2 separate regions of the Homo sapiens genome follow, and region 2 is linked to region 1. A link is an interaction called in ENCODE POLR2A ChIA-PET data of the cell type or tissue named here. Cell type or tissue: GM12878. All regions are shown on one strand. Links, peaks and the distances in the headings refer to the core of each region. The heading gives the core; the rest is flanking DNA.

Region 1 (8,131 bases), core at 2,526-6,525:
AGATTGGAGATAACGTTAGAGCTCATCCTAGCTCAGCTGCCTCCCCTGACAGCAGACGAAACTGAGGCCCAGCACTTGGTGGTGGGCTCAGAGTGCCAAACTAGTTAATGAGGCAGAGTAGACAGGCAACAGCCTTCTCATGTAGGTAGGCCTCATCCTTTAGAAGATGTTGCTGCCTGCCCTTGTGACTTGTAAAGATCTGTTTGAAGCATGAGTAAGGAGATGGGGGCTCAGGAGTGTTACAGCATTTCACATCTCAGGTGTAGCTGGGACTTATCGGGTGACCTTTTAGAAACTGTTTATTTTCATTTTTGTACCCCACATTGGGATAAGTATGGTCCACTGACATTGAGAATAACCAGGCCTGTTGTAGACAGCCAGCCATCCTGAAACTACTAGGTTTATACTTCTTACCTGTTAGAACAGAGTTTCCCAAGTTGTATTCCCTTGGAAACACTAGCAGTCGTGCATCATTTGGGCAGTTAGGTTACACAAAATTTAAATGGTCTATTTATTTTCTTTTCCAGACAGAACTCAGGGCAGTCCCACCTCAAGGGAAATCTCATTACATCCTTCTGATGGTGGGGTAGCTGGGAGTCAGCATGAAATCCAAAATTCTAAATCATCGGGAAAAAGCAGAAGGGTTGGAACCCAAATTAAACTGAAGTCCTAAATAAAGTTCACTTTTCGGTCAGGCATTCAGGAAGCAGCACGTGAAAATTTGCTTGGATACAGTTTCCTCATAGTTCTTCAGCAGCTTGAAATAACATCTTGAGCTGGCTGTAAACAAAACATCTCAAGTTATCGTTTTTCTTTCCATTTGATTGAGCCAGTTATTGTATAGGGAGGTGACACAAAACAAAACTTCGTGTTTCTGAAGCCGAGATTTTGGGATTGTACTTTATGCAAAGTTACTTATAAGTTCTGATTACTTTGAGAGAAAAATATTACAGTATCCTTAGGAAGTTTTATGTATTTGTTTTAAAGCTAAGCACCACCCTCTTTTTAGTTAAAAAAAAAAAAAAGTTTGGAAAATAGTGACATGTCAGTACAAAGGGAATACTGCTCTACAATAAGAAGGAACACGCCACAGATACATAGCATGGATGAATGTCAAAAACATTGTGAGAGAAAAATGCCTGAACAGGAGAGTAACTATTGTTTGATTCCATTTCTGTGGAATTCTAGAAAAGGCAAAACTAACTTATGGCAACAGGAAGCAGATCAGCGATTGCCAGGGGTGATGGGGATTGGAGGAGGTTGACTGCAAAAGGGCAGAAGGGAACTTTTCAGGGAAATATGAAATGTTTTATATCTTAATTGTGGTGGTGCTTACACTGGTGTAAATATATTTGCCCAAATTCGTGTAAGCATATGCTTAAAATGGGTGCAGTTTTTTGTATGTAAGTTACACCTCATAAAGTTGATTTGAACCGAAAAAAGGGGTTAGAAAAGGCTGTGGTTGGAATTTTTTGTGTAACTTAAGGCCAAATAGTCCATTTACGCCAGTTTTTACAGTATTGTAAGCTATGCCCTTTGTGTTCACATTTCTTCAGTTACTCCTTTATTCGTCATCACTTAGGAGACTTTGCATCTCATCTGCCTTCCTCCTAGCTCCATGATTTGAGCAATAGAAGTTCTTGGCTTTCAGGAACCTCACAGTTCTTGTTAGTCATAAGCAAGAATGCATTTTAAATTCACTTCAAATTATTTTTTAAGTAGGGGTTCTGGTGGTTTTCTGGAATGGAGGTGTGGTGGAAGCTTGAGTGTGTGTGGGAAGAGGCTGGGTGTTCCTCAGATCATTGTACCATGCTTCCTCACACCTGTCCAAGCTTCTGTGCGAATACTGAAATAAAGTGTCATGAATTTTGCTTCTGGCATTTGTCGGCCACAGCTGTGGCTTCGGGTTGCACATTTGTTGTGGTTTCAGAGTCTCTGAGAAGCCATTGGTTGGGAGGGCGCTAAGAATGGTTGGTGCACGTGGTAATTGAGTGCTTAAGGGGAGGAGGATGATTCTTAGTGCACTCATTGCTCTCCAGTCTTTATCTCAATCCTGTTATAATTTAGAGAGACGTTTTCCTGGTGTGTCCACAGAGAGATGGATGCGTGCTTAGGAATGCATAATTTAGTGAGCAGTTTGAACATCTAGATGTTGGGAATATTGTTGAGTATTTATTTTTAAAGTTCAAGTTCTCCATGTCTAGTCAGTGTTAGCCTGTAAGAAAGAACTAGTTGTTCTTAATGGATCATGTTAGCTGGACTTGGTACAAGTGTTTTTTCTTAGAAGGGAGGATTACACGTTTATAGTAACAAGATGTTCTTTTATTTCCTAGTTTATCAAAAGATTGTGAAATAGGGTGTGCAGATATTTTAGGTAGTACTATTTTTTAAATAGATGAGCTTGAAAGAGTGAGAAAAGGTTGTGTCAGGTTAATTGGGCTTAAGGAAAGCTAAATAATTGGTGGGAGAAGGAAAAGTAAATATTAATTTTTTCCTTTGCTGTGTATTTCTTTTTTCTTTTTTTTTTTGAGATGGAGTCTCGCTCTGGCTGGAGTGCAGTGGCACGATCTTAGCTCACTGTAACCTCTGCCACCTGGGTTCAAGTGATTCTCCTGCTTCAGCCTCATGAGTAGCTGGGATTACAGGTGCCTGCCACCATACCCAGCTCATTTTTATATTTGTAGTAGAGATGGGGTTTCACCATGTTGGCCAGGTTGGTCTCTAACTCCTGGCCTCAAGTGATCCTCCTGCCTCAGCCTCCCAAAATGCTGGGATTACAGGTGTGAGCCACTGAACCCGGCCGCCTTGCTGTGTATTTTTCTTTTCTTTTCTTCTTCTTTTTTTTTTTTTTTTTTTTTTGAGATGTAGTCTCGCCCTGTCACCCAGTCTGGAGTGCAGTGGCTCAATCTTGGCTCACTGCAACCTCTGTCTCCTGGGTTCAAGTGATTCTCCTGCCTCAGCCTCCCGAGTAGCTGGGATTACAGGCATGTGCCACCACAACCAGCTAATTTTTGTACCTTTTTAGTAGAGATGGAGTTTCACCATCTTGGCAGGGTTGGTCTTGAACGCCTGACCTCAGGTGATCTACCCGCCTCGGCCTCCCAAAGTCCTGGAATTACAGGTGTGAGCCACCGTGACCGGCCTTTGCTGTGTATTTCTTTTGGACATCTTTTGGCTTTGTGTTTGTGTAAACTTTGAGGTTTCTTAAAACTACCAAAGCAGTGAGGAGAAGATGGCAGAAAGCTGTGTGCTGATATTCTTTTTCCTGTTTCTTGTTTTTCCCTCCCCCAAAAGTTGTGGAATTAATTTTAAGTAGAAGGAAAAGGGCAGCTTGAGATGTTTAAATTTGACTTAAGTTTTAACTGAAGTTTGTTTGCAAAAAGATGAAAACGGGTTAATAACTTTAGAGAAAAAAAGGAGAGTCCCTGTTCTTCTCCTTCCTCTTTTAGGGAGAGTTGTAGAATAAAAGGTTGATTTCATACTCCTAAGGTTTGGAAGCCAAATAAAGAAAACAAAACTGTGAAGTTAACATAGTAGTTTTGGTTTCTTATTTGTAGAATAAAGGTATGATCCAGCCCCATGGACCAAGGCAGCAGGAGGAGAGTTCCCAGGGTTTTTCTAAGGTCAGAGGCATGCAGCATTTTCTTCCCTCCTTCCCTGCCTCAGCCACCTCTCCCTCCCACCTTTACCTCCCGCTAATGCTTCTTTTGGGCTTGCTTGGGCCATGTTGTTTTGTTTTGCTGCTTTTTGAACTCTAAAAATATAGGTGGCAAATCTCAGGTCTGCCTTGCAGGGAGTGGCCCTGGTCTTTCCGGACCCCTTGTGCCCCATGGCCCTGTGGGTCTGGTGTGTCTCAGTGACCCAGTAGGTGTAGGGCAGAATGGCTAGGCACTGGCATGCCCATTCATCCCCAAATCGGGCCTTGTTGAATGTGGCACAGCTCCAGCTCTTTCCAAACATGACTCCTGCCAGTCCCTATGCTGTGAGATAAGAATGGGCTACACCTAAGCAAAGTTTTGTAGGCAGCTCTCCCTTCCTTTATGTGCTTATGCAACCTTTTCAGCACGTTGGTACCTACGTGTCAGGGACAATGTGTGATTTTGGTGGAGATGCTTATAATCCAAAGTATTTTCATGGTGGTTCCCCAAACAACACTAGGCTCAGATTTCAGTTTATCCTCCTAATATTAATGTTGTATTCAAGGATAGATTTTTCCCTCCCAGGTGTGACTTCTACTCTTTCTGCTCCCCCTCCCACAAGCAGCTGGATTTTGCAAAAACTCATCAAGCTACAGGTTGTCGAGGCCTAAAACATTCTTATTTCTGTTGAGCTTATGAGAGGTATGAGCATAATTGTGTTTTTAGGTAGTGATGTGGAATGCAAATTGAATTTTCGGAAATACTGGGAAGTACTTCTGAAGGAGGAGGTAGAGAGAAAAAACTTTTCATTGTAACTGTGACCTCTCCCTTCTTCAGCTTAAGCTAAATTTAGTGATACATAGAAAAAGTTTGGGGCTTATGATATTGAATTCATTTCCCAAGCATACTCATTGTTTTGTAAGAAATGCAACAAAGTTTTCATTTTTTAATAACTCGGCAAAGGTACTGGGTACAGGGGACCCCTTTGCCCTTTCATTGAGACCATTTACATAAGTTTTTGTAGTTTCTGTAACTTTTATTATTTTATGTTCTCTCTCATAGAAGTGTATGTTTCTGGAAGGAAGGCGATTTGTTAATACAAATCCTAAAGATAGATTGTTTACCCTTGAAAAGAAAGGATCAAAGAAAGCAAAAACCATATAAAATCTGCCTTCCTACATTTCCCATTCCTAAGACTTTAGGATAAAATCTCCTCTCCTGTTTTAAGTCACTTCTGTCTAAGGGAGTTTTTTTGCACACAACATGAAATTAGTGACCTCTGTGTTTGCACGTGGTTATGAGGGGCCTGATGGTGTTCAAATGCCAAGCTGCCAATTTACCTTGTTAGTGATGAGTTTGATAATTCTGCCAGAAATGGACTTTTTACATTAATGGGCCAAGTATAGAATATTTTGAGATTCAGTAAGAAATATTTTAATGGTGGCAGGCCCTGGTCCCCTTCATTCTGTCAGACTGCCCAGATACTGCTTCCTTCTTGTCCGTTTTGTTTAAACTTTCCATTCATATTTTTTTCTTCCTGAAATGTTTCTTTATTTTGAGGAATGCCCCCAAAGCTTATAACCTGTCAGTGTGCATTATTTTACCATGAAGGTCAAATGCTTTATTTTCTACCTTTCTCTTCCCCATCCTATTATCCCTTAGCATTGAAAACATTTTTATAGTACTATTTTTGTTATTGTTTCCCAGTGGTTTTTGAGGAATAATGGACCTGTTTGAGGAAATGTGTGTTGCCTGATCTCTAGAAAAATGTGGTTACCTAAGACATTTTGCATGTGATTTGGATATGATTTCAGGGGCTTATGGACCCACTAAGTCCCATCCATGGACTCCTGGTTAATGGCCTAAATGAAAAAAAAAAAAAAAAAAAAAAAAGTTCAAAGTAAAAGTAGTAATGTGGACTCAGAGGTATAGAGGGGAAAATGTCCAGATTACTTGAAAAGTTATGGGTTGTTGAATGAACATCTCCTCTAGTATGTTTTGTAAGTAGGGAAGGAAAACATTTGTTTGCCAAGGGAATGAGAAAGTTTAAGCAGGAAATGGAAATCGGAGATGGGTCACTAAGAAGCAACATTTAGAGGAAAGTGGAAGGTAAATAAATGTGTACCTGTCCATAGGCAAAGTTACAGGCAATTTGGGAGAATCCAGAACACTAGCCTAATTACACACTGTGTTTAAAAAGTGATCTGTGGTTTAAAAAAAGGATCTGGAAAATACTTAATATACACTGTCACCCTTTAGGGACTTCAGGATGCGTACCAGCAGACTGAAGCCCATAAGTCCTGCAGTAAAGAAACCTGTTTTATATTGTTTAATCCATCATATCCCAAACAGTTGCAGCTCAAAGGGATGCTTTTTTTTTCTTTTTTCTTTTTTTTAACAGAAAACAGTTATCAGCAGAACATACTTTGGGAAATAAACTGTTGGACTAAATAAACTAGAGTCTTATCTAACTCTTTAGAGTCTGAAGTGTGGATGGTATCTTGAACCACAATAAGCAGAGAAAATCCCAAAGGACTGGAGAGAAAATTTACTCTGGAGATGGCAGCAGCTAAGTGAGAACAGAACTTGGCCATACAGTTGTGTCTTAACTTGTCCCAAAAGGGAAGTGCCAGAATGTGGGTGATGCCATTGGGCTATGTTAGAGACACATCAGCTCAGAGGTTGTATAAGTTGTTTCCATGGCTAGATGAGAAAGAGAGCCAGACCTAAGAGTGTCCCCTTGAGCCATTAGAAACAGTGTCACCCCAGAGATTTACTCTTTTCAACTTCTCTGTCCCCATTAAATCCAGAAGCACACCAGGCTGAGAATGGGTAATAGGCTTAAGCACAAAGAAATTGCTTATGATTCTGAATGTGGAAGGCATCTTTCTTTTCAGCTATGAGGATGCTCATTTAAGAGAAATTGCTTTCTTATTAAACAGAATGATTGTGCTTTTTTTTTAATTGGATCAGAACATCCCCATGCTGCCTTGTGGTATTTGTACCTAACAAATGGATAATGACTATGTGAAATTATGGATTCTGTTGGCTAAATTTAAGCTGTCAATACAGGGCAAAAGGGTACTTTGATTCCATTACACATTGCGTTACCAGTCTCCAGAGTCCATGGGGTTAGGTACTCCATGTTTTAATATGTTTCAATAACTTTTTTATACTGACGTCTGCAGGCTTTGGTAACTCATACTGTAGACCTGTATGTGGCTGTGTCCAGCTGCAGCATGTGAGGTAGCCAGAGAGCTATTTCAGGAACAAACAGAGCTATTTCATGTTTCCTCTAATTTGTAATAAGCACTTAGGTCTGCCTGACTCTTGAGATGTATCACAGAGTTCATCACACGCCACCTATTGTAGTACTAAAAGGTACTAAAATTAGAATTCATGCTTTTGGTGTTTTAAAATTAGCGATTCTTTTCCCTCTGTTGAAGCTATATATATTTGTTAAATAGTGTCTTTTAAACCCATAAATTCTAAGCTAGAATTGATGAACATTCAGATTAAAGCAAGCAAGAAAAAACTTAATAAAAACAAAATTCCTCTCACGGAGTTTGAGGTTCCAGTGATTTAGTGGGTCATGTGTTTTCCATTAAGGATATAGTTCCCATGCAGTTAATAATGTACAACACTGTGGGTTCTCTCTGCTTTAATCTTTGCCTTCTTCCTCCCTACTGTCCCCTCTTCCATCTCCCTCAATTGGGGAGGGGAAAATCCCTGTGCATCTTTCTGTTCTTTGTAGAATTTGTTCCTTGGTAGTTTCTTCATCAACTTGAGTCACCTCAGCCCTAGAGGAGGAATGGATTAGCTGAATTCTGCTGACTTGTTGCTACCCAGCTCTGCTGATAGGGACATTTGTAGGGTGGGGATGACAGGGGATTACCAAGCAGTTGCTGAGTGATAAACTGAACTGAGGCAACCACAAGCAGGATACATAAAAAAGAACCACTGGCACGCACTGACCCATTGCTCTGAACCAGCTGTCTGTGCTGGGCCCTGGTGGGAAATGGAGGGAAAAAAAATCTAGAGCTTTCTCTTGAACAAAGTTACGCACAACATGAGTCAGAAACAAAATTTTAAAAGGTCTGGGGCTGTACAGATTTTGTTGTGGGGAGGGGAGTGTTACACATTTTATGATGATTGACTTACTGGAAATTCACCATCATGGAAACAAAAATTTAGGGAAGAATTCTGAATGTGTTCTGGGAAGCCTCTCATTCATGACATTGGTTTGGCAGACAAATGGCTTCCAGGAATGCCTACCCAGGGCATTGCTTTGTATGGCAAGATGTGGATGGTTGATAACTCCTTGACCTGGTGGTCATTGGAGACTGCCCACCCAGGGCAGGGGTGTCTGTATACCCCTCACCTCCTTCATGCTGACTTAGCATGATGGCCGGCAAGGAGTTTCTCTAATTCTTGTCTGGGCATATTCTTTCTCTTTCCCTTTTCTTTTTTTATGCAACTAATAAAAAGATTGC
Region 2 (7,173 bases), core at 1,791-5,790, 310 kb before region 1:
GGTATATTTGTCAGGAACCCATGGGTTGGGTTTGGTAGAGCGTCTGACCAGGCCGGCCAGACAAGGCTTGGTGTACTAAGCTGTCCAATATTCCCAAAACTTTAATTACCTCAACCTAAGTATGAGAATATCATTATAATTTTTGCCACCTATCACATCACATGCTCACACAGGCACCCACATGCTATTTCTGTTTGTTATCCTACTCACTAAATAAAGCTCAACTTGTCTGAAGTCAGTCTAATCCCATCTACCCCCAAGCATTTGCCAATATTTACATCCTTTCTGCTGCAAATATTATCATTACTTATCTAATTACTTGGGCTCATACCTCTGAGACATGTTTTTCTCTTCTTTCTCATCTACCCCTCACCCCACCTCCCTGCCATAACTTAATTTATTTAATGTTAGACTACAGAGCTCTTCATATACTGCTTTGCTTTCTCTAATCTCTTCAGTCCATTGTGAATAATAGCATGATGTGCATATCACTATCCTGGTATACTTTGCTTTTATATTATAAATTATTTCTTGGCTATAATTTTTTTATTTTGAGATGGAGTTTTGCTCTTGTTGCCCAGGCTGGAGTGCAGTGGTGCAATCTCAACTCACTGCAACCTCTTCCTCCTGGGTTCAAGCAATTCTCCTGCCTCAGCCCCCTGAGTAGCTGAGATTACAGGAACCCACGACCATGCCTGGCTAATTTTTTTTTTTTTTTTTTGTATTTTTAGTAGAGATGGGGTTTCATCATGTTGGCCAGGCTGGTCTTGAACTCCCGACCTCAGGTGATCCCCTGCCTCATCCTCCCAAAGTGCTGGGATTACAGATGTGAGCCACGGCACCCAGCCTAGAATTTTATATTTTATATAAATCTGTCTGGTTTGAAGACAGTACTATAAGCAAATCAATTCTATTTAATCAAGGGTTGGTAGAGATGGGCTTAGTAGCTGTGTAACCTTAGGCAAGTTATTTTACATGTCTGTGTCTCCATTTCTTCATGTATAAAATGGGGACAATAATAGTACCTAATTCACAGGGTGTTATGAGGATTGAAAGAGTTAGTATTTGTAAGACAGTTGGAACAGCGCCGGAAACTTGGTAAGCTCTGAAATACCTGGAATCTGTGTAGAAGTCAATGAGGAAATGAGTTTATCAAGAAAGAAAGAACATGGTTGAAAATGAGACCTTGAGTCCCACAATAAGGAGTGGCTTTGGTGGTGTTTGGCTGGGTTTGTTAGCTGAGGATAGTGAATGAATGTTATATCTAGGTGAATCTAATAATGGAATTGATGATTCTCTTGACCAGAAACCTGAGCTTAAATCTATTGATAGAATGTTTGAACTGTTTGACTTACTATTGTTTTAGATTCAAAACATTGGTTTTCGTAGGCATTTCAGTTCAATGCAATGTCAATTAATTAGGTCTGAAGTAGAACAGTTACCATGAGAGGTTTATATTACCATAGCTTGCATTTGAGAAAGTCAAAATTTTCAAAATATGGTTAGTTCCAAAGTATATTTTTGATAAACCAGCTTGAATACTGCATTGTGGATAACAAGGTTAAATAAAGGTTCTAATAAGACAAACAGTGACAATTTAAATAAATCAGATGTTTTTGTCGAAGATTACTCTGTGATTTTCTCCAATTATTCATGACATTTCACCCATTCATATTGTGATCTGCTTTAATAGTGGAAGAAAAAAAAGCCCTTGTCTCCTTGTTTATTCTTTGTTCTCAAGGAGATAAGCTGTTTATAAAGACACGTTATTTGTTATTTAAATCACTTTTACTGAAGTTGTTTATTTCCTTGTTTCAGTTTCTAAAAATATTGCAACAATTGTAATGCTTCTTAGAGATGTCTATTCAATTCAGAGTGATTTGTACTGAAATTCTTTGCTAAATGGGCACAGGTGCTGATGTGTATAACATGCTAGTGAGTCAAAACTAATAAGTGCTAAAAAAAACGATAATGGGGATATACTTGTGTCAACTTTAAAAATCTGTGATTAAAAACATTTTAGACCTAAAGTCTTAGATATTTGTAAAGGTCTATCGCTATACATGCTATTTAATAAGTATTTAATAATAGTAATAATAATAATAATGAAAACAATAAATTAGGTATAATACCAAAACCATAAGCAGAAAAACTGCATAATTTAAATACAGAAATCTATTTCCTAGAAAATACCCTTTAATCACTTTGCAGACTTTGAAGATCATAATTATTATATAGAAGTAATTACATTAAAAGATAATTTACCTGGTAGTAAAGTATCAAATTAAAGCTGAAAAACTACACTTGTAAACAGAATTATATGTTTTAAAATATTGTTAAACAGCAAACATGTGAAATTATGTCTCCTGCTTCTCTCTTTGCTATGCATAAAATTACCTCCAGAAAAAATTTTGGTGATTTGGTACTATAAAGCTACATGGTACTAAAGTATACAGCTACATTACATGTTTTGCATATCAACCTAAACTATGACTTATCCTAGGTAATCAACAAGATTGATGTGTGAAATAAAGCCAAGCAGATTTGATATTTTAAGGGACAGCTGATTATTTTTAAGAACTAAAGGTTGAAAATCCAGCTGGGTTGATTTGGCTTAAAAAAATGAAGTCTGGTAACATAATTTATAGTATCTATTCCGGCCGAGTAAGCCCTGGATACTGCAAACTCGTATCTGTGGATGCACAATTCTCCCTTTGAAATTGATGAGAATTGCTTGGGCTAAGTGAGAGGCATGCTGGGAAAATTGGGCCCTTACAATTGGTGTGTATAGACATTAGAGGTTTCATGACACTTTCCTCATCTGGTCCCTCAGTTTTCTCCAGTTCTGGTTTTGGCAGGAGACACTCAGCTTTGGAAGGAATACTCCTTGAATTAGATATGTCCAGACTAAAAATTATTCAGGTTTTATCACCTAGAGAGTCTTACTTGAGAATTTCTTCATTATCAGTAAAGTTGGGTAAATAAAGTTTAACTTGATTTAAATCTTATCCAAGTAATCTCAAGATGTCCATTTGAAAAACAAAACAAAAACCAGCTGATTTCGTTGAAGTCTAGGCCAAATCACGGCTAAGTTTGAGTGTAGTCACCTGGAGCAAGTACTATACTTATAAACAAATGAATTCATATACTTTTATCATGGCATCTTTGAGTTTTGAAGATTGGCTACATTTTAGGCCAACTTCAGTTTCTCTAAATAAGTGGTCTATAGAACTGAAAAACACTCAATTTGTTTGCCTGGTTGCATCTCATTAAATCCAACTAACCAATCAACAAAACTAGATTGGTCATGACTATCAATGAACAGCAATCAAAGTATTATGTGGCATGGTCTACTTTTTGTCTATCTGTTGATCTTGTTTAAGGGTTATTTCCATTACCATTCAGTTAACTTCAAGAAGGTATAGTAGCTGTATTATATTGGACAAGTCACTTACTGTATCTCTCAGAATCATGGAGTTTTTTTGTTTGTTTGTTCGTTTGTTTTAATTGAGACAGGGTCTTACCCTGTTGCTCAACCTGGAATGGAGTGGCTTGAAAACAGCTCACTACAGCCTTGACCTCCCGGGCTCAAGAAATCCTCCCACCTCAGCCTCCTGAGTAGCTGGGACTACAGGTGGACGTCATCATACTTGGCTACTTTTTAAAAGCATTTTTTGTGGAGATGGGGTCTTGCTATGTTGCCTAGGCTGATCTCAAATTCCTGGCCTCAGCAATCCTCCAGCTCAGCCTCCCAAAGTGGTAGGGTTACAGGCATGAGCCACAATGTGCCCAGCCCCCTTGAGGATCTTAAAATAAATGTATTCATTAAGGCTGAATATCAATAGTAGTATGCAGTATATAATGTACATGTAATGATGGATACTAAATACATATTGCAGTATTAAACCTGGAACATTCTTTTTTTAATTTTTTTGAGACAGAGTCTCGCTCTGTCACCCAGGCTGGAGTGCAATGGCACGATCTCGGCTCAAGCAATTCTCCTGCCTCAGCCTCATGAGTAGCTGGGATTACAGGCACATGCCACCACGCCCAGCTAAGTTTTGTATTTTTAGTAGAGATGGAGTTTCACTATGTTGGTCAGACTGGTCTTGAACTCTTGACCTCAAATGATCCACCTGCCTCGGCCTCCCGAAGTGCTGGGATTGCAGGCATGAGCCACTGCACCTGGCCTAAAGCTGGAACATTCTTAAAGTTGCCTTGAAAATATTAAAAGTCAATTGATAGCTTGGGTAATTATTTTTATTAAAATTTTCTTTCCTTTCTTTTTTTTTTTTTTGAGGTGGAGTCTCGCTCTGTCACCCAGGCTGGAGTGCAATGGTGTGATCTTGGCTCACTGCAACCTCCGCTTCCTGGGTTGAAGCAATTCTCATGCCTCAGCCTCCCTAGTGGCAGGGATTAGAGGCACCGGCCATCATGCCCGGCTAATTTATTTTGTATTTTTGTAGAGACGGGGTTTCACCATGTTGGCCAGGCTGGTCTTGAGCTCCTGACCTCAGGTGATCCATCCATCTCGGCTTCCAAAGTGCTAGGATTACAGGCGTGAGCCATTGTGCCTAGCCAAATTTTTTTTTTCTAATTTAAAAAATATCTTGAACCTGGCCTCAATTGATCCTCCCACCTCAGCCTCCCAAAGCACTGGAATTATAGGCGTGAGCTACTGCACTGATTTTTCAAATATTAGTAAAAACCAACAGAACATTCATAGGAAATAAAGGGGGGGGGTGTCCAGTGGGTGGATGGGATTAGTTTACCAGTTTTTCTAGAATAATATATACAAAGGTGCATGTAAACAAATAAGATGCTTGGTAAATCACCCATGATATGTTGCTTTCTGAGTATAAATTATTTGAGTGATCTGAGAGGATGGTAAGGTAGGCAGAGCCAGATATTGATTTTCTAAAAGGTCCATAATAAAGAAATTGTACTTCATTCTGCAGACAGTAGGGAGGCACTGCAAATTTAGAAACTGTGAAGGATCGTAGTCAGATAGGTGACATCTTTGGAAAGATGCATCTGACAGCAGTATGGTGTGGAGGGGAAACAGCCAGAGCTAGAGTTGGGAGATGACTGCATCAGCCTCTGAAAGACAAGAGGGAGACCCAGTGGTAACGGATGGATTTAATCATATTTGGTGAAGGACTGGATAGGAGGGATGAGGAAGAGAAACTAGGTGATGATTCCCAGATTCCAAGTTTGTGTGTCCAATTGGGGAACGTTAGTATTAGTTGGGGTTTGTTGCTATTTTTAAAGGGAGGATGGTGGCCGGGTGCAGTGGCTCATGCTGGTAATCCCAGCACTTTGGGAGGCTGAGGCGGGTGGATCACTTGAGGTCAGGAGTTTGAGACCAGCCTGGCCAACATGGTGAAACCCCGTCTCTACTAAAAATACAAAAATTAGCCGGGAGTGGTGGTGCACGCCTGTAGTCCCAGCTACTTGGGAGGCTGAGGCACGAGAATCGCTTGAACCCAGGAGGTGGAGGTTGCAGTGAGCCGAGATTGCACCACTGCACTCCAGCCTGGGTGACAGAGCAAGACTCTCTACAATATATATATGGAAAGCTTTTTTTTCCCTCTCAAAATTTGGATAAGGAAGAAATACATAGGTAAATACACATATATTATCATGTGATTCAATTTTTTAAAAAAGGATATTCAAAACTGAAAAAAAAACAGTTATTTTAATTTGTTGTTGAAAATAAGTAGTAAGAAACTAAATAAAGGCTGGGCATGGTGGCTCACACCTGTAATCCCAGCACATTGGGAGGCCGAGGCAGGAGGATCACTTGAGGTCAGGAGTTCAAGACCAGCCTAGCCAACATGGTGAAACCCTGTCTTTTCTAAAAATACAAAAATTAGCCAGGCATGTTGGCATGCACCTGTAATCCCAGCTACCCGAGAGGCTGAGGCAGGAGAATCTCTTGAACCCAGGAGGTGGAGAATGCAGTGAGCCGAGATTGCACCACTGCACTCTAGCCTGGGCAACAGAACAAGACTCCATCTCAAAAAAAAAAAAAAAAAAAAAAAAGAAAAAAGAAAGAAAGAAAGAAAAAAAAAGAAAAAAAAAAGAAAAAAGAAACTGGCTGGGCACGGCAGCTCACGCCTATAATCCCAGCACTTTGGGAGGCCGAGGCAGGCAGATCACGAACGAGGTTAGGAGTTTGAGACCAGCCTGGCCAACATAGTGAAACCCCGTTGCTACTAAAAATACAAAAATTAGCCACGCATGGTGGCACGCACCTGTAGTCCCAGCTACTCAGGAGGCTGAGGCAAGAGAATTGCTTGAACCTGGGAGGCGGAGGTTGCAGTGAGCTGAGACTGTGCCATTGCACTCCAGCCTGGGTGACAGAGTGAGACTCCCATCTCAAAAAAAATAATAATAATAAAAAAGAAACTAAATAAAGGTTTGAGCACTGGACTTGGCTTCAAATATTCTGTCTTTGGCCAGTCTCTAGTTATGAGTTAAACAACGTTTCAGTAAAGGGGAAAAAAGGTGATTTTTGTTGTAAGGTTAGCAAAAGAATAAGAAATGGACTGCTTGTAGCAAAATCTATACTTTGTACACATTTATAAATCTGTATTACTGAAGTGTGTACATCTTGGTTAGAAGTTACATTTCTCATAGTTAATAAGGTACTTAGGTATATTTGTTTATTTAGTTTGTTTAAATTAAGTAACCTAGTGCCTATAGTGCCAGCTACTTGGGAGGCTGAGGCAGGAGGATTGCTTGAGCCCAGGAGTTTGAGGCTGCACTGAGCTATGATTGCATCACTGCACTTTAGCCTAGGTTGACAGAGTGAGATCTTGTCTCTAAAAAAAAGGAAAAGAAAATAAATTAAGTAACCTAAGTTATATCTTTGGTTAAGGATATTTAAAATACAAATGTTTTGAATTTAGAAGCTAGATATTTGACTCTACTTGAATGTAGAAACTAGAAGTTATTATGTAATGGTTTCCATGTGAATTTATTTATTTATTTATTTAGTGTAGAGATGGGGTCTTGTTATGTTGCCCAGGCTGGTCTTGAACTCCTGGCCTCAAGCAAGCCTCCCACCTCTGTCTCTCAAAGTGCTGAGATTACCAGCGTGAGCCACTGTACCCCTGAAATAATTTCTTATGTATCTTCAAATGGACCACATTGTTTTTCATAGCTCTA

The links. Peaks named below come from ENCODE experiments on the same cell type or tissue, not always from the same donor. Only the 100,000 strongest peaks of a DNase experiment are listed, where the experiment ranks them.
Region 2: POLR2A ChIA-PET joins it to region 1 with 5 read pairs; 2 of 35 experiments call an interaction of 5 or more read pairs at or near these places.

What each region holds. Positions count from the first base shown.
Region 1 is chr6:108,590,876-108,599,006 of GRCh38, forward strand. The region is part of intron 1 of FOXO3 (forkhead box O3); the gene reads left to right. Among named protein-coding and RNA genes, the nearest start is that of FOXO3, 34 kb to the left of the region's middle. In GM12878, for the core only: no CTCF peak of the experiment used is centred there; no DNase peak of the experiment used is centred there; H3K4me3 peaks cover 1,011 bases; H3K27ac peaks cover 3,163 bases.
Region 2 is chr6:108,278,805-108,285,977 of GRCh38, forward strand. No RefSeq gene overlaps it. Among named protein-coding and RNA genes, the nearest start is that of AFG1L, 13 kb to the right of the region's middle. RefSeq lists silencers at 3,490-3,664, 6,130-6,199. In GM12878, for the core only: no CTCF peak of the experiment used is centred there; no DNase peak of the experiment used is centred there.